Linked DNA regions of Mus musculus: regions 1 and 3 are each linked to region 2. Evidence: chromatin loops called from intact Hi-C (ENCODE). Cell type or tissue: gastrocnemius. All regions are shown on one strand. Region 1 has its middle 33 kb from the start of Tdrd3. Region 2 overlaps Tdrd3 (tudor domain containing 3). Region 3 has its middle 30 kb from the start of Gm23278.

Region 1 (8,000 bases), 69 kb after region 2:
ATTTATTAGCTTTTTTACTCTGAAACTTAGAGGCTGTGCACTCGCCCTTATTTCCTAAAAGGAACAGTTTTTCCAGCAGGGGCCCTCCCGCCACGTGTCTGATTCCTGGCTGAAACACGTGGCAGCTCTCAGCTTTGCAGATAAAGTTTTTTATACCATCTTTATTATCCAACACAAAACATAGAACATTCATTCATACAGACTGGACACGAACATACATGAATTGAACACGAGAACAGATTGGTGCACCGGACATTAGACAAGACACAAAAGGTAACAGAGTACTCCTGCTATAAGGCCCAGAGAGATATTTCTCTCTGCTTTTTGGGACATTTTCCTCCCTTATGATGCATTTTTTATTAACTGGGGCAATCCGCCTATTCCTTTTAATAAACCCTTTCTTTTCTCACACCTCATGTAGCTTCGGAGAGCTACGGCCTACCGCCTATTACCCAGCTCCTCACTGCTGAACCTAAGTGAACCAGCGCTCGGGTTTAACGCTGTCTCAGCTTAGCCCATACCTTCTCCGGTATGAATTTCCCTTATCCTTTATTTTATGGAGCTCCGAACCAGCAGCGTCTCTTCCAAAAATCCTTTGCCGTTTCTCAGTCCCGCGTTGGTTCGCCAATTGTTGTGTCCGACCAGCAGACCACAACCTGGGTTCTAGCCTGGAAAGGCATTTTGGAAACCTGGAAGAGAAGAGGGGCTAGGTGGCGAGAGAAAAGAATGTAGCCAAGACAGTTACTCTGATCAAGGCTCAAATTTTATTGTTGCGACACTAGTTATGAAGGAAGGGGGAGGGGACCCGATTCCCGCCGAATAATCTCGGGTCCAGTAGAAAGGTGCACGTGTGTGGCTCCTCAGGTTCCAGCAGTGGGCGTGGCAGAACGAATGAGCAGGAAGCTCCACCCCGAGCAAGCAGGTTTCAGGCTGGGGGAGGGGAGACTACAATTCCTTGCTTCAATTCTAAATCAAAATATTCTTAATAAGATTAGCCAATTCTTTTCTTAACTCATGGACCCAGAACCAATGACTTTAGGAAGAAAATTACATACCCAAAGAAACCTTGACCTTTCTAAGCCAATGATGGTAATTATTCCAATACTCCCTTGTAGTCCTGTCAGAGATGTTCTGGGAAATGGTGGAAGTGGCTTATGAGTGCAGGCTCCTTTCTTGACTCTGCCATTGCTGATTCCTGTGTGATTTTTTTTATTAGATATTTTCTTTATTTACATTTCAAATGTTATCCCCTTTCCTGGTTTCCCCTCTGAAAATCCCCTACCCCCACCCCCTCCTGCTGCTCACCAACCCACCCACTCCCACTTCCTGGCTCTGGCATTCCTGACACTGGGGCATAGAACCTTCACAGGACGAAGGACTCTCTTCCCTTTGATGACCCACTAGGCCATCCTCTGCTACATATGCAGCTGGAGCCATGAGTCCCACCATGTGTACACTTTGGTTGGTGGTATAGTCCCTGGGAGCTCCTCGAGTTCTTATATGGTTTCCAGGCGCAGAATAGAGCATCAGCAGCTAGGCACAATATGATTGGTGGAACAGTGGAACCTTTAAGCTGATCGGTCTTTAGGGAATGAGGTGACAAGGACTTCTCTAGTCTGAAGGTGGGCAAGTCAGTCCTGCAGAATGTGTCCCCACCCACAGGTCGGTTCCCACCCTGTGGTCTGAGAAATGGATATTAGCCTCTCCCTTCCGGAGGGGAATGTGTTTCATGACCTTCCCAAATTTCCTAAACTGACCTTTTCAGTATCCATAGGCTCTCAAACATGGGCAGTATATCCACATGTGATTGAAAACATGCATCAACCTCATAGCCTTGGCAGAGAGTTTGGGTAATTACGGGACTAACATCAGAGTTGCTTGTGTGAGGGAATGGAAGGTACCCAGGAAAATGAAGCATTACTCAGTTGGACCTTCATTTGGTCGGATGAGAAGGAAAGTTAGGATGGCTGGAGTGAGGAGAAATACTGTCTTTTTCACCCCTAGATATTAATGTCAGAATATATTCTCCTGGAGACACCAGAAGTCACCTAATAGAAATTTCTTGTTTCTTACAACTTAGTTGTGTCATGTGATGTTTTCCTGGAAGCTCTCTTGTGAGAGGGCATGCGATGTTTTGCTGTATAAGGGGTCCATGAGTCACCAAAGAATGATACCCCAACTCAAATAGCATGTAAATGTCAAGAGTGTTTTATTCTGCAGAGGTCCAGCATGCTGGGGTCTCCCCATTACCAAGCTTTGAGCATCACCAGGTCCCTTCCCCCTGCTTGTCCCACACCAGGGTACAGAGCAAATCTTACTGAAAGTTCTGGTTCCCTTCCCTATATCCAGAGTACCTCCATCCTTGGCCTGCTGAGGCCTCACCCCCTAGATTAGCTCTAAATGACAACAGCCCTATGACCACCTTCCTTCAGAAGTTGGCTGCAATGTGAGAGCAGAAATGGGACACCCCGAGGGATGTGTGGCCTGGCTCTAGGATTAGCTTGGGCAGCGTGCTGGGCTGTGGTCCAGTCCACAGAGACACCCAAGTGAGCTTGTAGGCCTGATTTAAAGCACATTAGGGAATTCCAGGGTAGGTGACCTCTATGTTAATCTGTTGGGACCATCTCTATGGACATTCCATTACCGGGTGTGTTGGGGCTGGAAACTTGCTGAGGAGGACTGGGAACTGTTCCTGAGGAAGTAGCTGAGGAAGTCTGGAACCTGCTGCCTACCCATTGTCCTTGCCTTAGGCAAGGTGGCTGGGACATTCCATTACCTGGGTGTGAAGGCTGGAGCCTGGGTTTTTTGGGGTTTTTTTGTTTTTTTTTTTTGTTTTTTTTTTTTTGTTTGTTTGTTTGGTTTTTTTTGTATTAGCAATGGACTTGCCTGGGCAAGCCTGGACTTGCCCAATTCTTGGGCCTAGTCTCCTTAACTGTCAATTTGAAGCCTGCCATGGAGTCAGCTTGTCTCATCCCTCTCAGCTGAAAAACTCACACTTGAGAGGGTACAAGATGTTTAGAAGGAATGTAAATAGAACCAAGCCACTACGTTGCTAGACCTCCACTGCTTCACTGGTCTTTGCTGGTCTTCACTTAATAAAGAGAGACTGAAGTGGAAACTTAAGAGTTCTTGGGAAACTCAGTCGGATGGTGTTTTGCTGGAACAAACACGTGAAGGAGTGTTTTCCTGAAGTGGACACAGGTGAAAGACTAAGGCAGACTCGTGAAGGGATGAATAACTGAAGCAGACACAGGAGAGGATGTTCTCCTGAAGCAAGCATGTGAAAGGACACGTGAGGAAGGATTCTTTGCTGACAGTACACACGTATTGGTCTGTATTACATTGCATAGTTGAGCTGCATTTGTCAAGACTCCATAAAGAGAAACTCACCAAAAAATTTCTGGTGGTGTGGTATAATTTCTCACCACTTCCTTAGACTCAGGTTGATTGGCAGAGTGATGTCAGCTGAGACAAGACCCTGAAGGACGCGTGATGTTTTGAGGGAATAAATAGAACTTGACAGACAGTAACAGGGTTGGGTGAGCTTGGCTCACTTATAGAGATAGCTGTGCAATGTTTGAGGGTCTCAAGTCTTCCCTGGTCATCACTTCCCTGAGAGAGGCACAGCTGAGAACTCCCGTTGGCACCGGGCCTTCCTGCTGACTAGAGCAGAGGCTGAGGTCTGGTTGTCTCTCCTGGGTCATGCCTCACTGCTGATTTGTGTTGGCTATCCTGACCCTACAGAACCCAACTGCTGCCATGTATCCAGGAAGGGGTTGAGAGTGGATCGAGCTGTCCCTGCTGACCTGTGAACTGATCTGTGATTTCCAAACAACATAGACAGGAGTTGCTCCAAAGAACCTTTTAAAACAGGCCCACTTCCCCCATATCCCTTTCTCACTACTTCTGGTGGGTGGTGGGTTAAAAAGGGAGGTTAAAGCATTTATGAACCATCATTAAAAATAGGATTTGAGAAAAATTAAAGATACAAGAAATGCACAAAAGAATTTCTCATGGTATTCTGGCTGGTCCCGGCTGCTTTAGCTGACTCCTGCTGATGCAGCAACAGAGCCTGGATGTTTCTTCTGGAGAGGGTTGCAATTATTGATGCCTGTTTAGTATCTGCTATTGAACTGGACTGCTGATATCCTGACAATGAAAAGTGGAATCGCCCCAATGAATTACTCCTAAACAGGTCCACAAACCCCTTTTCCTATTAACCTTCCCCCTGCCCCAGAGACCTCTGGTCAGTGGGTTAGAAGCATTTAAGAACCCTAAATACAGTAGGTTTGGGGAAAAAAAAAAATCTTAGCCTACAACCAAGTGTGGACTTAAAATGGCACCCTCTACTGGGCAACATTGTTAAAAGAGTTAAAGACTTAGTTTACCTCTGAATCAAGCCAAACCTGAAGAAATGAGTTGCATAAGCCAACAAGTGTTCCAACACAGACAGTACTTCTCTCAGCATATTTCAAACTGAAGGGGGAAAAGCTCACTCGATTATGTATGCTTTATTTTTAATATCATATGCTTCATTAGCCACAGTCTACTTCTTGAATGATATGGGATATGACCACTTTTCATTAAAAGCAAATGAGATTTAAGGAAAGATAGAACATAGACGACCTCATTCCTACCTGATAACTTTTCAGAAACATGCAGAAATTAATTCAGGAAGCAAACAGCACATATTTCATGTTTACCAAGTTGAACTGATAAACTGAGATTTTTTTTTCCACAGTAGTTGATTTCTGTGACATTACCTTGGCCTTTCCATCTTATGATCAAATATTCTATCCACATCAAAGGTTTGTCTCTGCTGAGCTCCATTCAATTCTATCGACCTGCAGATCTGTCAGGTTCTTTTTGTCACTACAGAAATCAAGATGACAAATACTTCATATAATTAATTTACATTATTAAATAGAAGGACATACTGTACTAAAATATCCCTCGTTGCCATGATACAGAAATATTTACTCATTGTGTCCTCCAAACTGAAATTTTACTGTAAACTAACATCTTGTCAAATTGTTCCAACAATATTAATTATGCTTTTTAAAATAATAAGTTGAATTTCTCTTGAAGAAGCATGAAAGTTTGATCATGGCAAAGCTTTTTAATTATGTTGATTAAATATTGCTTGATATAGGAAATTGCCATGCAGAAATTATATGCCTCTTATTTACATCCAATGATCTATATGGTTTTCATAAAACACAGATGCTACATTTTAGGTTTTTTTTTTTAATATTTTTTTTAATTAGGTATTTTCCTCAATTACATTTCCAATGCTATCCCGAAAGTCCCCCATGCCCTCCCCTCCACCCCCCTACCCACCCATTCCCACTTTTTGGCCCTGGCGTTCCTCTGTACTGGGGCATATAAAGTTTGCCTGTCCAATGGGCCACTCTTTCCAGTGATGGCCAGCTAGGCCATCTTCTGATACATATGCAGCTAGAGTCAAGAGCTCCTGGGTACTGGTTAGTTCATAATGTTGTTCCACCTATAGGGTTGCAGATCTCTTTAGCTCCTTGGATACTTTCTCTAGCTCCTCCATTGGGAACCCTGTGATCCATCCAATAGCTGACTGTGAGCATCCACTTATGTGTTTGCTAGGCCCCGGCATAGTCTCACAAGAGACAGCTATATCAGGGTCCTTTCAGCAAACGCTTGCTAGTGTATGCAATGGTGTCATCGTTTGGAGGCTAATTATGGGATGGATCCCTGGATATGGCAGTCTCTAGATGGTCCATCCTTTTGTCTCAGCTCCAAACTTTGTCTCTGTAACTCCTTCCATGGGTGATTGTTTCCAATTCTAAGAAGGGGCAAAGTGTTCACACTTTGGTCTTCGTTCTTCTTCAGTTTCATGTGTTTTACAAATTGTCTCTTATATCTCAGGTATACTAAGTTTCTGGGCTAATATCCACTTATCAGTGAGTACATATCATTTGAGTTCTTTTGGAATTGTGTTACCTCACTCAGGATGATGCCCTCCAGGTCCAAACATTTGCCTAGGAATTTCATAAATTCATTCTTTTTAATAGCTGAGTAGTACTCCACTGTGTAAATGTACCACATTTTTTGTATCCATTCCTCTGTTGAGGGGCATCTGGGTTCTTTCCAGCTTCTGGCTATTATAAATAAGGCTGCTATGAACATAGTGGAGCATGTCTCCTTCTTACCAGGTTGGGACAACAGTTTAGTTTTTTTTAAGCAACATGAGTTTTTTGTTTTTGCCTTCTTGTATGAATAAGTAATATTTAGGCACACATTGGACCACAGAAGACCAGGGGACATTTGTTCCTTTTTCTTTTTTCTTTTTCTTTTTTTAAAGATTTACTTATTTATTATATGTAAGTACAATGTAGCTGTCTTTAGACACACCAAAGAGGGCAACAGATCTCATTACAGATGGTTGTGAGCCACCATGTAGTTGTTGGGATTTGAACTTAGGACCTCTGGAAGAGCAATCAGTGCTCTTTTTTTTTATTGGATATTTTCTTTATTTACATTTCAAATGTTATCCCCTTTCCCTGTCTGCCCCCCCTCCCAGAAACCCCCTATCCCATCCTCCCTTCCCCTGCTTCTATGAGGGTGTTCCTCCACCTACCCACCCACCTACTCCCACCTCCCTGCCCTCAGTTCCCCTACACTGGAGCATCTATGGAGCCTTCAGAGGGCCAAGGACCTCTCCTCCCATTGATGCATGACAAGGCATTCTTCATTGAGTAGAGTGTTGTTCAGCTTTCATGTATATGTGTGTCTTCTGTTGTTTTTGTTGGAATTTAAGACGAGCCTTAGTCTGTGGTGATCTAACAGGGTGCACGGAATTACTTCAGTCTACTTGTATCTGTTGAGACCTGTTTTGTGACCAATTATGTGGTCAATTTTGGAGAAGGTACCATGATGTGCTGAGAAGAAAGTATATTCTTTTGCTTTTAGATGAAATGTGTAAATATCTGTTAGATCTATTTGGTTCATAACTTCTGTTAGTTTTGCTGTGTCTCTGTTTAGTTTCTGTTTCCATGATCTATCAATTGATGAGAGTGGAATGTTAAAATCTCCCACTATTATTGTGTGGGGTGTGTGCTTTGAGCATTAGTAAAGTTTCTTTTATGAATGTGGGTGCCCTTGCATTTGGAGGGTAGATGTTAGAATTTAGAGTTCATCTTGGTAGATTTTTCCTTTGACCAGTATGAAGTTTTCTTCCTTATCCTTTTTGATAACTTTTGGTTGAAAGTAGATTTTATTCAATATTAGAATGGCTACTCCAGCTTGTTTCTTGGGACCATTTGCTTAGAAAATTGTTTTTCTAGCCTTTTACTCTGAGATAGTGTCTGTCTTTGTCACTGAAGTGTGTTTCCTGTATGCAGCAAAATTTGGGGCCTTGTTTACGTATCCAGTCTGTTAGTCCATGTCTTTTTATTGGGGAATTGAGTCCTTTGATGTTAAGAAATGTTAAGGAAAAGTGATTGTTACTTCCTGTTATATTTGTTGTTAGAGGTGGAATTGTTTATGTGGCTGTCTTCTTTTAGGTTTGTTGAAAGATTACTTTCTAACTTTTTCTAGGGTGTTGGTGTTTTCCATCTATCATCCTTTGTAGGACTGAATTTGTGGAAAGATATTGTATAAATTTGGTTTTGTCATGGAATATCTTGGATTCTCCATCTATGGTAACTGAGAGTTTTGCTGGGTATAGTAGCCTGGGTTGTCATTTATGTTCCCTTAGGGTCTGTATGTCAGGATTTTCTATCTTTTATGGACTCTGATGAGAACTCTGGTGTAATTCTGATAGGTCTGCCTTTATATGTTACATTTTTCCCTCACTGCTTTTAATATTCTTTGTTTTGTGCATTGGGTGTTTTAATTATTATGTGACAGAAGGAATTTCTTTTTTGGTCCAGTCTATTTGGAGTTCTGTAGGCTTCTGGTATGTTTGTGGGCATCTCTTTCTTTAGGTTAGAGATGTTTTCTTCTATAATTTTGTTGAAGATATT
Region 2 (8,000 bases):
TGTTAAATAAAATAAACAGCATAATAGTACCTACATTTAATAGTAAGCAAAATTTTATAATATCCAGTTTTATTTTCTATTTAATACTAAGAGCAAAACATCCTAGTCTATATGCTATCCTAAGAATACATACATATTTTTCTATACCCTTAATGGGATAATATATAAAAATAAAATTATCCATATGATTTGTGGGAAAAGCCACTGAGTTCTAAGTCTGCCTGTGATGCGCTATCTTAGTTTCAGTAGAAATGACACGTTATATAAGTTTAATCTGCTTACAAAATTTCCAAAATGATTTTTAAAAAATGAACAAAAGCTTCCTTGGAATTGTCTTCCCCAGGGAAGAGCACAGTAATTGATCATCCAGTAATTGATCATCCAGTAATTGATCATCCAGTAATTGATCATCCAGTAATTGATCATACCAGTACCAAATACCAGTCAGTCAGTCCTGAAAACATGCATACAAGTAACGTTATGCAGGCTGAGCAGTTTATTTATGCATTTAAGAATACATACGCATATACACATATGTATGTAACAATAATTAATGAAAATAAAGACCATTTATTTGCAAGAGAGCAAGGAGGGGTGTATGGGAAGGATTAGAGGGAGGAGAGAGGGAATGAGACCATTATACTTTAATCTCAAAAAGAAAACATGCATTGGTTTTAAATGCTGCCTGAGTTAGCAAGAAGGCTCAGTTAGACAATGCACTTACAGAGTGTCCAGATAACTCTAGTTTGATCCCTGTCACCTATGAGGTTTAAGAAGAGAGCCAGCTCCCACAAGCTGTCCTGACTACCATGCTTGCACTATCGTACAAGAGTACACACACACACACAAAATAATAAAATTATTGGTGTCACTTAATTACCATTCAAAAGCATTTCATTCAACTTCAAAAACAACCATTTCAAATCAGCAGTCAGCTCCAACTAGATGGAAAATTGCAGAGCAGCAGAGCTGAAGGTCACTACCAACACCTTCACCTCAGGTTAAGAGACAGACACACCCAAACCCTGAAAACATCTGGAAGGCAGAAAGCCAGGGTAAAAGACAGGCTATTGTTTCAACCTTACTTGCTACATCCAGATGTCAGGGCTCAGGAACACCCACTATAACCAGGATGGCCAAAACAAAGCCAGCTTGCCCTGATCTATCTCTGAGTCTGGGACAATCCATAGGCCTCCTGGCCAGCAGCCCTGCACACTGCACAAGGCCCTACCACCAGGCAGCCATGACCCAGCTTCAGCATGGGGACCAGGGAGGCAGTTACTGTCTCATCTCATTTCCGGCCCTTGTGCTTTTATTAAGCCAAACAAAGCAGGCTTCGGCTCACACGGGCACATGCACTCCGATACGTAGGAGCTTGTTGGGTCATCCACAGAGCAGCACATGCTCACTCGTGCAGAGATGCGGTGTGACACTGTGGCTATTTCTCTAATAGTGAACAGTCACAGCTAACCGTTTCAGGTGAAAGTAGAAGGGGTCTTTTATGCCATTTCATACAGCACGGGAAAGGGAAGAACACAATCAGACCCGCAACTAATGTCCTTACCAGCGGCTGTCAGCTGAAGGTGTCAATCACTTATGCTCCTGTTTTGTCAAGAGTTCACTAATCATATATATATATATATATATATATATACACACACACACTTTATATAGATATTCACATATATAAACATATATATTGAATTGAATTGAATAGGTATATATGAATAGGTATATATGCGTGTTTATGTACATATACATGTATATCTCCACTCACTGAGATGATCAATGTCCACTTATGTGTGAACTGAAACTCAAACTTCGAAAATAACAGGACAGAGTCTATTAGTACATACAGACAGCACGTAGTCTATTAGTACATACAGACAGCACGTAGTCTATTAGTACATACAGACAGCACGTAGTCTATTAGTACATACAGACAGCACGTCGGCTTTAAAATGTCAATGAGAAAACCATCCTCTGAATTAACAGGGGCTCTATCAACCTAGACACAGGAGCCATGTGACAATGAAGCAATAGCCTTGTCTCTGAATTAAATGTCTTCGTGGGACTTTTACTGCAGCTTTGTGTTTTGGTTTCTTGAGGGATGGGGGAAGACGGTTGGCAGGGGTGTGTCTCTGAACTATATTTTTTATTTGCTGCCACACTGAGTCACTAGCTCCTATATGATATGTAGACATCAGATTGAAAATTTAATATGTAATTCCTGATGGAACATGAAGATAAAGTAACTAAATTCCAATAACTCAAGCTACTGTGGGCACAGCAAACATATGAAATGTAAAAAAAAAAAAAAAATCACTTATGCTCACACTAGAACCACTCAATACATGGAGACTGCAGAGAGCAAGTTTCCACCTTCCCTCCACTGCAGACAGCGCGGCCTTGACAATATGGTCTCCAATAAACCTTTGTTCTGCCCACGGAACAGTCTACTTTACAGGCTTTACTGTGTCTTGCTTAAAAACATCTTAAAAATTCAAACAATATACAAATAAAAACAAAACAAACATATAAAAAGGCAGGCCCATAAGAATAACAGATTATTCAACCAAAACTTTTAAGACCAGAAGGGCATTGAAGGATTCCCTATTGCCAAACCATATTACTGTTATCAGCAAAATTATGTGACATAACTGAAAAGAAAATACTTTGCATGATAAAAATTGACTAAGGGTTTCTATGACCACTTAGCAAGCGCTACAGAAGATACTCTGTGGTGGTTTGAACTAAGAATGACCCCCACAGGCTCATCAGGGAGTGGCACTACTTGAGAAGGCTGAAGAGGTGTGGCCTGATTGGAGGAAGTGTCACTGGGGGCTTAGAAACCACAAGCCAGGCAGACCCGGCATCACTCTCTATTCCTGATGCATGCGAACAGAACGGAGAACTCTCAGCTCCTTCTCCAGCACAGTGTCTGTCTGTGTGATAGCAGGTTCCCTGTCACGATGATAACGGACTAAACCTCTCATCCTCTGAAACAAGCCCCAATTAAATGCTTTCTTTCAGAACAGTTGCCATGGTCACGGTGTCTCTTCACAGCAACAGCAGTGTGATCAAGATAGAGTTGAAAGAATCGTTTGGCAAATCCATCCATAAGTACACAAGAAAGAACAAGCCACACTAGAACAATTGAGCTGTGTAGATGTCCAGTACCTGATGACCATACAATGGAATTGTGGTACCTCTACATAATGGAACTTCATTCATGTCTAAAGAAAGTGAAATGACAAGGAAAATGGACGGGACAGGAATTAGTATACAAAGTGAGGTAACCTAAAAACACTTGCTCTGTCTTATACACGGATCTTCAAGATTTTCAATTTGTGTGCTGAATTTGGAGTGTTCATAGAGGCCTGAAAAGTAGACGGTCCATGATAGCGGGAAGGGTGCAAGGACTTAAGGTGGCTGAACAAAGCAGAACACATGACAAAAGTAGACAGGGAAGTCTGTGGGTTAGAGGGTCAAGTGCAGACGGGGAGGTGAGAGACAGGCAGGAGGGCGGATACATGAGCACGCTCACATGAGCGCTCTCTCTCTCTCTCTCTCTCTCTCTCTCTCAGTCACACACACACACACACACACACACACACACCAGAGGGGGATGAGTGTGTGTAATTGAACGAAATGTACATAAAAGTGAATGAAAAGACTTAACAACAACAAAAGGATGAGCACAGGTATCCTGCATGGATGAGAATTTTTCTTCCCAAGGGAAGCATTGGTTATAAGATAAAAATCTCAGAGCAAGGGAGGTCCCAGCAACCTCACAACAACACAGTTGCTGCTTTTAGTTGCCTATTATACCGAGATAAGAGCTTTTCCTAAGGACATAATACACTTCAGTTGCAGGACACAGAAATCAAGCTGGAAATACAACTTTTTCTATGGTTCTATGGTTTCTATGGTTTACATATAGATGGCCCAAAGCTAGCTATATATATATATATATATATATGTGTGTGTGTGTGTGTGTGTGTGTGTGTGTGTGTGTATACATATGTATATATATATATACATATATATATATATATATATATATAAAAAGAGAGTGTGTGTGTGTGTGTTTAAAGTCCCTCTGAGTATAAGTCCTTGGTGGTAGTCTTAATTTAGTAAACTTCTCTCAATACAACATATATTTCATTTAATAATAAACTATCTTTAGAATTGCTTTTCTCAGTGTTAACTTTTTATGATTTATGTACAAATCGAAGATATTTTTGCTGCTATATTAATCTGTTATAATAATTTTCCTGCATACACATACATTCACAACACATTAAACATTAGTGTCTTTTACATCAAATTTTAGTTTGTTATAAAAATAGACACACTTAAAGTCAAAGAAATCATCATGAAAGTCATAGTACACAAAAGGCCTAACTTCAGAAAAATAGTCTGTAGCAGAAATAAGACAAATGTGCAAAAACTTATTTACAACTAACTAAACACTACAGAGTATCTATTATCCTGAAAAGCTAGTTAAGGAAATACAAAACAATATGGATACTTAAAATTAACAACCTGCTGGTCAACTTTAAGAATTTCAATGGCCAGAGTAAAAGTTCTAGGGGAAATCTTTTACAAAACTATATCTAAGGTAACATTTTAAAGCATTTAAAATTTGGAAACTAAAAATCAAAAGTTGTTGTTGTTAAGGACTGTCTTTGAAGAGCTGACCTAACAGGGATAATTATGAAGACTGCACTACCGGAAAAGACCACAAGATGGCAGCATCGATTCACTAGTAAAATACTGCATTGCTGCTGGAAAGCAAAGCCTCAAATAAACGTACTAAAGCAGGCTAGGACATTTCATTGTTGTTGTCGCTGTTGTTGCTGCCAGGAAATAAAGAGAAAATAAAATGAACTGTTGGAATTTCCGAATTTTTGTTTGATATAAAAATCAAGTTTAGAAGAAACTCCTTTAGTAGACATTCAAAGGTACAACTGATAAAACAAAAAACAGTCCATGAAAAGATACATTTGTTTACTTTGTTTCTACACTTATCCTTTGGAAATGCAGAAATTTATGAATACAGTGTGAGTGTGTGACTGTGTGTGTGTGAGTGTGTTGCATAAGTGCACGTGGGGTTCCAAGGTTGGCATGGGCACACTGTCCTCAAAGCCCACCATAATAGACAGGTACTGTGCTGAGCCTGGAGGCAGCTGCTCTGGTGCTAGCATGTCTGAATGCCAGGGTCACAGGCAGGCAGTCACATCTGCACTGCTTATGTCTGTCTGAGGAAGCCCAGCTCCGGTGCTCAGATCTGTACAGTGAGCACCTAATTGTGTTCTGATGTGTAGTAGCTACAAAGATGCTTTCTTTCTCTTTCTTTCTTTCTTTCTTTCTTTCTTTCTTTCTTTCTTTCTTTCTTTTTTGGGGGGGGGCATATTTTCTTTATTGACATTTCAAATGTTATCCCTTTTCCGGTCCTCCCCACCGCCCCCAGAAACCCCCTATGCTATTCCCCCTCCCCCTGCTTCTATGAGCGTGCTCCCCCACTCACCCACTCACTCCCACCTCCCCGCCCTGGCATTCCCATACAATGGGGCATCAAGCCTTCATAGGACCAAGGACCTCTCCTCCCACTGATATCCAACAAGGCCATCCCCTCCTACATAGACAACTGAAGTCATGGGTCCCACTATGTATACTCTTTGGTTGGTGGTTTAGTCCCTGGGAGCTCTGGGGGTCTGGTTGTTTGATATTGTTCTTCCTATGGGGCTGCAAGCTCCTTCAGTCCTCCTTTCTCTAGCTCCTCCATTGTGGACCCTGTGCTCAGTCCAATGGTTGGCTGTGAGCATCGACCTCTGTATTTATCAGGCTCTGGTAGAGCCTCTCTGATACAGCTAGCTGTATCAGGCTCCTGTCAGCAAGCACTTCTTGACATCTACAATAATGTCTGGGTTTGATGACTGGTGGGGCAGTCTCTAAACTGGTCATACCTTCAGTCTCTACTCCACACTTTTTCTACATATTTCCTCCCAAGATGATTTTGTTCTCCTTCTAAGAAGGATCAAAGTATCCACAATTTGGTCTTCCTTCTTGAGCGTCATTCGGTTTGTGAATTGCATTTTGAGTATTCAATGCAATCACCATCAAATTCCAACTCAATTCTTCATAGACTTAGAAAGAGCAATTTGTAAATTCATTTGGAGTAACAAAAAACCCAGGATAGTGAAAACTATTCTCAACAACAAAAGAAATTTGGGGGAATCACCATCCCTGACCTCAAGCTGTATTAAAGAGCAATAGTGATTAAAAAAAACCTGTATGGTATTGGGACAAAGACAGGCAGGTAGATCAATAGAGTAGAACTGAAGACCCAGATATGAGCCCACACACCTGCAGTCACTTGATCTTGACAAAGGAGCTTGAAGCATCAAGTAGAAAACAGACAGCAACAAATGGTGCTGGTTCAACGGGCAGTCAACATGTAGAAAAATGCAAGTTGATCTATTCTTATCTCCATATACAAAGCTTGATCAAGTCCAAGTGGATCAAGGACCTCCACATAAAACCAGAGGCACTGAAACTAATAGAAGAGAAATTGGGGAAAAGCCTCAAACACATGGGCACAGGGGAAATTTTCCTGAACAGAACACCAATGACTTATGCTCTAAGATCAAAAATAGACAAATGGGATCTCATAAAATGGCAAAGCTTCCGTAAAGCAAAGAATACTGTCAATAAGACAAAACGGCAACAGACTGGGGAAAGATCTTTAACAACCCTACATCCGATAGAGGGCTAATATCCAATATATATACAAAGAACTCAAGAAGTTAAGACTCCAGAGAACCAAATAACCCTATTAAAAAATGGGTACAGAGGTAAACAAAGAATTCTCAACTGAGGAATACTGAGTGGTTGAGAAGTACCTAAAGAAATGTTCAACATCCTTAGTCACCAAGGAGATTCAAATCAAAACAACCCTGAGATTCTACCTCACACAGGTCAGAATGGCTAAGATCAAAAACTCAGGTGACAGCACATGCTGCAGATACTGGAACACTCCTCCATTGCTGGTGGGATTGAAAGCTGGTACAACCACTCTGGAAATCAGTTTAGCGGTTTTTCAGAAAATTGGACAGAGTACTTCCTGAGGACTCAGCTATACCACTCCTGGGCATTTACCCAGAAGATGCTCCAACCGGTAAGAAGGACACATGCTCCACTATGTTCATAGCAGCCTTATTTATAATAGCCAGAAGCTGGAAAAAACCCAGATTCCCCTCAACAGAGGAATGGATACAGAAAATGTGGTACATTATACAATGGAGTACTACTCAGCTATTAAAAAGAATGAATTTATGAAATTCCTAGGGAAATGGATAGAACTAGAAAATATCCTGAGTGAGGTAACCCAGTGAAAAAAGAACACACATGGTATATACTCACTGACAAGTAGATATTAACAACAATGCTTTCAATATTGTTTCAATAATTGTTTCTCTCTGATACCAAAATAAAAATGACATTTGAAGACTAACTATAAAAGATAGGTAACAATACATCATAAAATCATTTCCCTATTTAAAATATTAAAATGCTTTCCATACCGAACCAACCCATGAAGATTCTAAGCCTGGAAGGTTTATTAGAACAGCTGAGCAAATAATAATTTTAAAATATATCCTATAGAAGAATACAAACTGATCCATTCCTATCTCCTTGTACTAAGGTCAAATCTAAGTGGATTAAGGATCTCCACATAAAACCAAAGACACTGAAACTTATTGAGGAGAAAGTAGGGAAAAGCCTCGAAGATAAGGGTACAGGGGAAAAATTCCTGAATAGAACAGCAATGGCTTGTGCTGTAAGATCGAGAATCGACCAATCATAAGATTGCAAAGCTTCTGCAAGGCAAAAGACACCGTCAATAAGACAAAAAGGCCACCAACAGATTGGGAAAGGATCTTTACCTATCCTAAATCAGATAGGGGACTAATATTCAATATATATAATGAACT
Region 3 (8,000 bases), 140 kb after region 2:
GCAGCTGTTGTGCTCTCGTTATGCTCTGTATGCAGGAAGTTGCCCACCTACTGGGCTCACAAAATTCCATGGACACTGCCATGATCCTTGTTTGTCCAAAAATGGAACTGAATCATAGGTAATAAATTTACCCTGTGGGCAGGAAGACTTGTAAGTGGCAACATGTTTAGCAACACAGTCTGGTCCTTCAGTAAACATTAGTATCCATTTGATTTACACACTGAACTATATTACTTCTGTAAAAATCTAAAACTCTATAAGCAAGATCCCATAGTAACAGGCATATTACAGAAGAAGCAAAGTTTAGTAACTCAAACCCGTGTGACTACCAAGGGATGGATTAAGAATTCAAGGCCAGTTATACAGGACCCCAAAGCTCAATGGCTATGTCAAGGCCCCAATGACAAGATTGTTTCAAATGAAAGGCAACAAGACAAGGGGATTCTCACAACCATAGAGGGCAATTTATGTGAGGTAGATTATGAAGAGTTAGTTAAAAATTCTAGCTAGATTTTATGCAAGGGTAAGAGATAATTCTATCCTTTCAAAGCCAACTTAAAACATAAGGATATTATTAAAAATAAGAAAAAAAGAAGTGGTTGATTATACTGTGCACATTCCTGTGGTTCTAGCTATTTGGAAGCTGAGCAAAAGAGTAATAAACTGGAGGGCCAGCCTCGGCTACAGAAGACCTTATCTTAAGATAGATAGATACAGATATAGATGTAGATGTAGATGTAGATGTAGATATAGATATAGATAGATAGATATAGAGAGAGTTAGAGAGAGATAGATATAGATATATAGATATATAGATATAGATATATATTTATATGTATATATATATATATATCTTATTTGTATATATATCTTAGTCAGGGTTTCTATTCCTGCAACAAACATCATGAACAAGAAGCAGTTGAGGAGGAAAGGGTTTATTCAGCTTACACTTCCATACTGCTGTTCATCACCAAAGGAAGTCAGGACTGGAACTCAAGCAGTTCAGGAAGCAGGAGCTGATGCAGAGGCCATGGAGGGATGTTACTTACTGGCTTGCTTCCCCTGGCTTGCTCAGCTTGCTTTCTTATAGAACCAAGACTACCAGCCCAGAGATGGTCCCACCCACAAGGGGCCTTTCCCCCTTGATCACTAATTGAGAAAATGCCTTACAGCTGGATGTCATGGAGGCATTTCCCCAACTGAAACTCCTTTCTCTGTGATAACTCCAGCTTGTGTCAAGTTGACACACAAAATTAGCTAGTATAGATGGATAAGTAGATAGATAGATAGATAGATAGATAGATAGATAGATAGATAGATAGATAGATAGATAGATAGATAGATAGATAGATGGATACAATCTAAAAATGAATATTTTAAAATATCTTTGAAGTCATCATCAACTCATCCATGAGTCAGCATGGGGAACATCCTTCCCCACAAAGCAGATATTACGATGACATCTGATTAAAGCCCAGTTTCTTTGTGGATCTAAAACCATGGTCTGAGAAGGGCAGGAAGCTGCTTCTACTTAATCCTTTTGCAGTTTAAGGCCCTGGGAATGATTCTCTAAGTAAAACTTCGTGATAACCCACCATGCCTCCAGACAGGATAAGAATTGCCTGCCCTTCCCTCTGTGCCTCTCTGGTTGTCTCACACAGTGTTCCCCAGCATAGGATGTGAAGAGCCATTTGTTTGAGCACTTGACATATTGAACTGCTTCGGGATGAGCCCTATGATGTATATGCTGAGTCTAGGTGGCTGGTTCTCATTCCTCCTTCTCAGAGCCCTCAGCTCCAGTCCTCAATCACTTTGTTCTTTCCTCTTTCAGCATGTACAGCAAGGCAGAAGATTTTTCTTCATTTCTGTACTTACTGGAGAAGCTGAACTCTAGTTCAAAGCCTTGGTTGATACTCCTTTTTCCATTTCCACCAGGGGCTCCATCTGCAGTCTCCAGGAACTCAACTTAATTCAGTGTATAAATTTCCATTAAGAATGACTAGGTGCCAGCTGAAAGCTTAAGGTCTATGAAAAGAGGTGCAATGTAAACTGTAAGGTGCATACGGCATAGACAGCCATAGCTTATTAAAAAGTGCAGATGCGGATATAGGACTCGAGATGGACTTGCAAGGCTGAGCTTCTAACAACTCTAACATAAGCTTCATGCTGTAAGTCCCAGGATGCCATTTTGAGCAGAAACTGAAGAAAATGGGGTTGTAAGTAATTAGGATAATAAACTGGGACAGATGCTACAGGTTAAAATCATGACACCCTGGTAGGTCGAGGCAGGCAGATAAAGAGTTGAAAGCCAGACTGGGTTATATAATAAATACTTGGTTTTAACAATACAAAAAGATGAGGAACTTAATGGAAGAGAGGTCTCACAAATCCCTGTTATTTACCAATCCCCAGATACCTCCCCCAAGGCTCTCTTGGCTCCTTTTAGACTTCTGGCCTTGTTCTAAACATCCACCAAGTCCTTCCTTAAAAACTTACTAGGCATCTGCAGTAGCTACTGTGGACAAAACTGCTTTGCCACTCCCCACTTTGCCTCGTGCTTCTCTTGATTCATTTAAGCCTCGCAGGATTCCCTTTCTGTCCTCTAATAATTCATTCTTGATCTTCAGAAAGTTTGTTTCCAGACACGCAGTATGAATGTTATGCTCTCATCCTTATGAGCACTGGAAGTCTATATATAACCCTTTACATGTAAACATATACAGCTTTTTGCCATTCTTTGTATATGGAATTACAGCTAACACTCTGGGAAAACTAATATATGCCAAGCACTATAGTCTCATATGAGCTCATACTATAGACATGGCCATCACCACCTCTGTAGATTATCATAGATACACAACATAGAATCCAGATGCCGTGCAATGCTGCAGCCAGGATTTTAATGTAGACTTAGGTCTTCCAGGAACTGAGCCTATTACAATGAGTATGGTGAGGTCAGTGTGTGTGTGTGTGTGTGTGTGTGTGTGTGTGTGTGTGTGTGTGTGTGCCACACTCATGCCACATGGGAAACTTCCTCATGCCTCTGAGAGAAAGAATACCTTGAGCCTAACAAACATGTTTTCAAACCTTACCTGGCTGTGCCCGTGACTTATTTCCCCCAAGGGTCGCTTAAGCTCTTAATTTCAGCTCAGCCTTATTTTGATGAGAGAGTCTTGTCTATTTGATGTCTTCGATTCTGAGCAAGTCTCTCAGTCAAGTGTCTGGAAATGCAAATACAAATTTTGGTTTTATAAAATCATCTGGGTTTAGCAGTAAATCTGATCTCAGCGGAGAATTGTATCATATCGGGCTCCTTTTATGCTGTCACTATAATTGAATTGCCTTTTCACCAAAAGGATTATTTTGAAGTCATAAAAAACTTCTTAAAAAAATAAATGACAATGAAAGCCCAAAGGACATTCAATATGAAACCAAATTATTACGGCATTAAAGGATCTAAGTTAAATCCATGAAGGCAGGAAAATTCAAAGCAAGGTTTTAGGAGTAAAATTCCTCTGGTTGTATGTCTCACTGTGTGAGCAGGACGCCTCCTTAAACATATAGGGAGTGGAGGCGATTAAATTATTTAGCTGAGAACAATTCCCATGGGGCCTTACATCAGCAAAGTAACTCCAACTATTGTTAATAAGAGCGGCCGTGAGAGGATGCTAGATGCCTTTCATCATTCTTTGTTTGAAATTTTTCTTTGTGCTTGGCATTTTCTTCAGCATAGTTCCCGGGAACTATCTTTTGCCCATCAAAATAATACCACGGAAAATGAGAGTTCATTTCAAGTGTTGTTGCTGTCACTGCGTGTCACCTGTCTACCTCCTAGCTAGCCACCGACTGACGCTTCCCAGATCCTGTTTCAGGTTGTCCATTCTAACAAAACAGTCTTCTTTATGCTTTTTGGCCCTGTGAGACCTCAAACGCATTTCTTACATGCATGGCTTCATGCCTCTTGACGCCAGCTTGATGCATAACTGTTCTCAGCACACATGTGCAAGCAAGCGACCAGGGACAGTTGGCATGTGCTGGCTGGTTCCTGTCTCATTACATTTGCACAGGCCTTGAACTCATTTGTAGTGGGCTTCACGCTAATCCTGAAAACAAATGCTGTCTGTATCTTCCTATAGCGAGGTCAAAAATCCAAGAATTATTTCCATTAATAAGTTTCTGTGAGTTGAAATTATTCCTTTAACCCCTCCAGATTCTCTTGCTATAGCAACTGGAGGATATCCCTGCCTCATACACTGCTGATGGGTTGATACAGGTGTTAAAGTGTTTACCCAGGGTTGAAGACACCTCCTTCTTTTTCCTATTGTGTTTAGCATCTTTGGTTCATCCATCAATGCAGCCTTGCAATTCAGAGTATAAGACCACTCCCCCTCCCCCTTTGCTGTCGAATTTAAACATTCTGATGCTTGATAATGTGGCATGTACAGTTTCAATTCAGTGTATTAACCTGTCCTGTCTAGCTCTTATCCGCGCTGCAGAGGCATCTTGGAGGGTAGTAAGCCCATTACATTCTGTCTTTTAAAATTAAGTCTATCCACATTAACAGAAATATGCTAATCAATCTTTGTTATGCACAGCTGTAAGCTCTACACCCTTTCCTCACTGTATTTTCAATGTGTTCAAAGGAGGTAATGTCCTGCAGTTTCGCTTTTCGTCACAAGATGGCACTATAGGTTTCCACATTTAACCACAAGCAGGGAAATCCACTAGCACTCTCAAATTTATAGTTTAAATTACATAAATTGTAGTTGAATATTAAAGGGAATATAATAGCATAGAACTATACAATGATCTAATTTTCTTTAAGACATTTTAACTCCCTTTTAAAAAGTAATAAGTGAAAATCAGAATGAAGTTGGGAAATGCTGGTTTTATTATTCCTCCTTTGTTTTTAATATGTATTAAATCAGAAAACCCTTTTCTCCTTTAGAGTAACATGACATGGTATTTCCACTTTGTGCAGCCATGCCAGGCTTCTGCTTGGCATTTATTTTTCTTGATTTAGTTTTTTTTTGAATAATTAATAACTACTACTAATAACGATATGCGTGGAGAAGCCTGGAGAGCAAACAATTGTTTGTTGCTAATATATAAAAAACAGTCTGAATTTTTTTGACTGGGGAAAAAAATTATAGCAATGAGCTCAAGCTGAAGAACACGATTTTGTAAAAGAGCAGACATTTTTCAAAAGAAGATGGGGATGACAGAAATGATAAAGGCATGAAGAGGGAAAGCAACGGGATACATGATTCCTGAAATTCTTCTATGGCCAGACATGGAGATTCTCATTTCACGTAGCTTCATGGAATAAAAGACGTAATCCTTAATACTCATTGAGTCTTTGTCTGTGTTAAACATGATGCTAGACTCTTCTCAGGGAGGACCTCACCTAATTCTCAAAGCAAGTGGTGTGTGAGGTCTCTGCTGTAACTACCCACACGCTGCATGGGAGAAACAGACACTCAACAATATCATTCACTCATTTGTTCATTCCTTCTGAAAGTGACTATGGTGTACCCACTGTTCGATGTGAACAGGTAAGGGTTAGAATTTGGACCCAAACTGCCAAGACCAAAACCCAAGACTCCATCACATAATTATAGAACTATAAAGAATCAATTTCTGAGATAAGCCTAACAGGCAATTAGATGGTTAAAAAGGGGGGGGGTGGAATGTCACTATAAAAATGAGTAAGCAAATTGACACGGCACCAAAAATAGCCTTAGTCTTTTGCTCTTTGCATTTTCCAAAGGTTTATTTAGAGAAAAAAAACAACAACAAAACAAAAAACAAACAAACAAACAAAAAAACTAAAATTCAGCGCAGGCAAAATATGATGTATACTTTAATTATACAGCAGTGTAGTAGCCATTTCTTAAATACGTCATCTGAACCAGACTTGTTTTTTTAAAAAAAAAATGCTTTTGCTGTAAAGACAGGGAAGGCTGGAGAGACTTCCAGTTCAGATGGCAAATGAAGCAAGCAAGAGCTCCATCCCTCCTTCAAGGAAGCATCCAGCCCTCGACAGAACATTTTAAATTATGTTGATGGTATATAGCCAAATTCAACATTAGAAAACTCTCCAGGTTACACAGATAAGGAAGTCTCTGAGTAAAAGGGGATTATAGCTCCAGTGCCTGGGAGGACCATGTCATAATCAGGTCTTTAACAGCTGCAGAGATAAGACTCAAGGTGCGGAGTCTCTTCCCAGTGAGGACCTGACTTGCAGCCTCTAGTGAGAATTTTGGATTTCCCTGCTAGGAGGCCAGTGAATCTAAATAGAGCGGAGGTGGGCCTCTGCCTGGAAATGTGGGCAGAAGAGTCTGCATAAAATGCCAAATGCTCAGGTGAAAAGACTGAGATTTTCACTCTCCTAATGATACAGGCTTCAAGCAGGGCTATGGCTCAGTGGATACAGCACCTGCTGCATAGGTAGAGGGCCAGAGTCCGGATCCATGAAAATCACGTATATGCTAGGTGGGCGTAGTAGTCCATCTGTAATTCCAACTGTAGAGGGCAGAGGCAGGCGCTTTCTGGAGCAAGCTAGCTAGGTAGACTAGGCATACTGCTGGAACTCATAGTCCTTATTATATGCTATGACAACCAAGCAACCGAATAAAAAAAAGGGAACCTGGTAGTTGGTTTCAAAACCCCTTAAAGACTTTTTAAAACACCCATAGGGGAGGCCTCTGGGGGGCCAGGTTATAGTTGATGGACTCAGAAGCAAAAACTATTGAGATTTAGTGCCAAGTAAGAGAGCAAACAAAAAAAAATAAAAGGAGAATTTACAACTACAGTAAGAGAGCCAGCTGTACATAAAGTCTTGGATCTAAACAAGGTTAGGATGCTCAGGGAGCTAGTATGTCTTTTAAACAAGTGGTTGGGACAATTTACAAACCATAGAAAGCAAGCAATAAGGTCAGTAGGAAAATGAACTGCTAAACCGACTTGCCAAATAACAGTTCTGATGTAGAAAAAGAAGGAATAGTGACCCCTGGAAATAACTCAGGATACAACACAAAAAAATAAGAAAACATGAAAGAAAGGTAGGAAAGGAAATAAAAAGGCTTGTTTGGACGTCTTCACATTTTAGGTTTGTCTTCAAAATGACCTAGAACTTTCCAGAATTATATAAAGACAACAGGCCTTAAGCTAAAGAAGTACTCCTCGTCACTGAACAGGTTCTAAAAATAAAGGCTCCTTAAGACACATCGTGACACTGCTGTGTGACGTCATCAAACTTAAGAATCATGAGCAAAATCTTGCAAATGCCAAAGAAAAGACAGAGTAGTTTGCAATGTGGGTGAGCAGCTGGAGCAAGCACTCTTCATTACCAAGAGATGTGTTCTTAAATTCAAAAGTGCCAAAAGGCGATGTGTATTCTAAGTTTCTTGGAACAACGCTGAGTATTCTACTTTCAGAGTAAAATACTTTCATAACTGCTTGCAAGAGCTAAAAAGCATTAGTTGGCCAACATTTTCCTTTTGCTAAGCATACTTTTCTTTTAAATTGAGAAATTGCCAGTCAGGGAAGTAAAAATTGATGAGCACAGGAAAGCCTACATATGTTTAGGGTCATCTGTGACAGGCCAGGTAGTGCGATGTAGTTCTCACTAAAAAGGAGAAAGAGAGAGACTTGAACAATTATCTTTGTTTCGATGAGAATCCCACTAGTGTGCCGCTGCAGACCTGTAATCCCATTCGGGAGGTCAGAACATCGAGGCCAGCCTGGACTACAGGAGACCCAGTCTCAAAACAAAAACAACAGAAAGAAGTAGCGTGAGAGAGAAGGCCGTACAGTTTCAGACAACATTGTCAACAAAGGCTTTCCTCTATCAATGTACAGCTCTAAACCCACAACATTGATTTTTTTTTTTCTTCCTTGAGCTACATGCCTGTCCTTTGGGCAGGAACAGATCAGAAATGTGAAAGTTTATGTGTTTTAACGGAAGGAGAGCCCAGCCTTCCTTGCGTAAGTCTATG

What was found. A loop is a pair of places that touch in the nucleus more often than their neighbours do. Peaks named below come from ENCODE experiments on the same cell type or tissue, not always from the same donor. Only the 100,000 strongest peaks of a DNase experiment are listed, where the experiment ranks them.
Region 1: it touches region 2 in a loop (9-fold over the local background); 5 of 42 quality-filtered maps call a loop at or near these places.
Region 3: a loop joins it to region 2, with 6 times the contacts of the local background. A loop is called at or near these places in 18 of 42 quality-filtered maps.

Annotation. Positions count from the first base shown.
Region 1 is chr14:87,379,576-87,387,575 of GRCm38, reverse strand. No RefSeq gene overlaps it. Among named protein-coding and RNA genes, the nearest start is that of Tdrd3, 33 kb to the left of the region's middle. In gastrocnemius, a CTCF peak has its summit at 4,333 (motif pointing left); no DNase peak of the experiment used is centred here.
Region 2 is chr14:87,449,033-87,457,032 of GRCm38, reverse strand. The region is part of intron 1 of Tdrd3 (tudor domain containing 3); the gene reads right to left. Among named protein-coding and RNA genes, the nearest start is that of Tdrd3, 36 kb to the right of the region's middle. In gastrocnemius, a CTCF peak has its summit at 4,753 (motif pointing right); DNase peaks (open chromatin) are centred at 4,750 and 5,176; H3K27ac peaks cover 268 bases.
Region 3 is chr14:87,311,830-87,319,829 of GRCm38, reverse strand. No RefSeq gene overlaps it. Among named protein-coding and RNA genes, the nearest start is that of Gm23278, 30 kb to the left of the region's middle. In gastrocnemius, a CTCF peak has its summit at 4,678 (motif pointing right); a DNase peak (open chromatin) is centred at 4,671.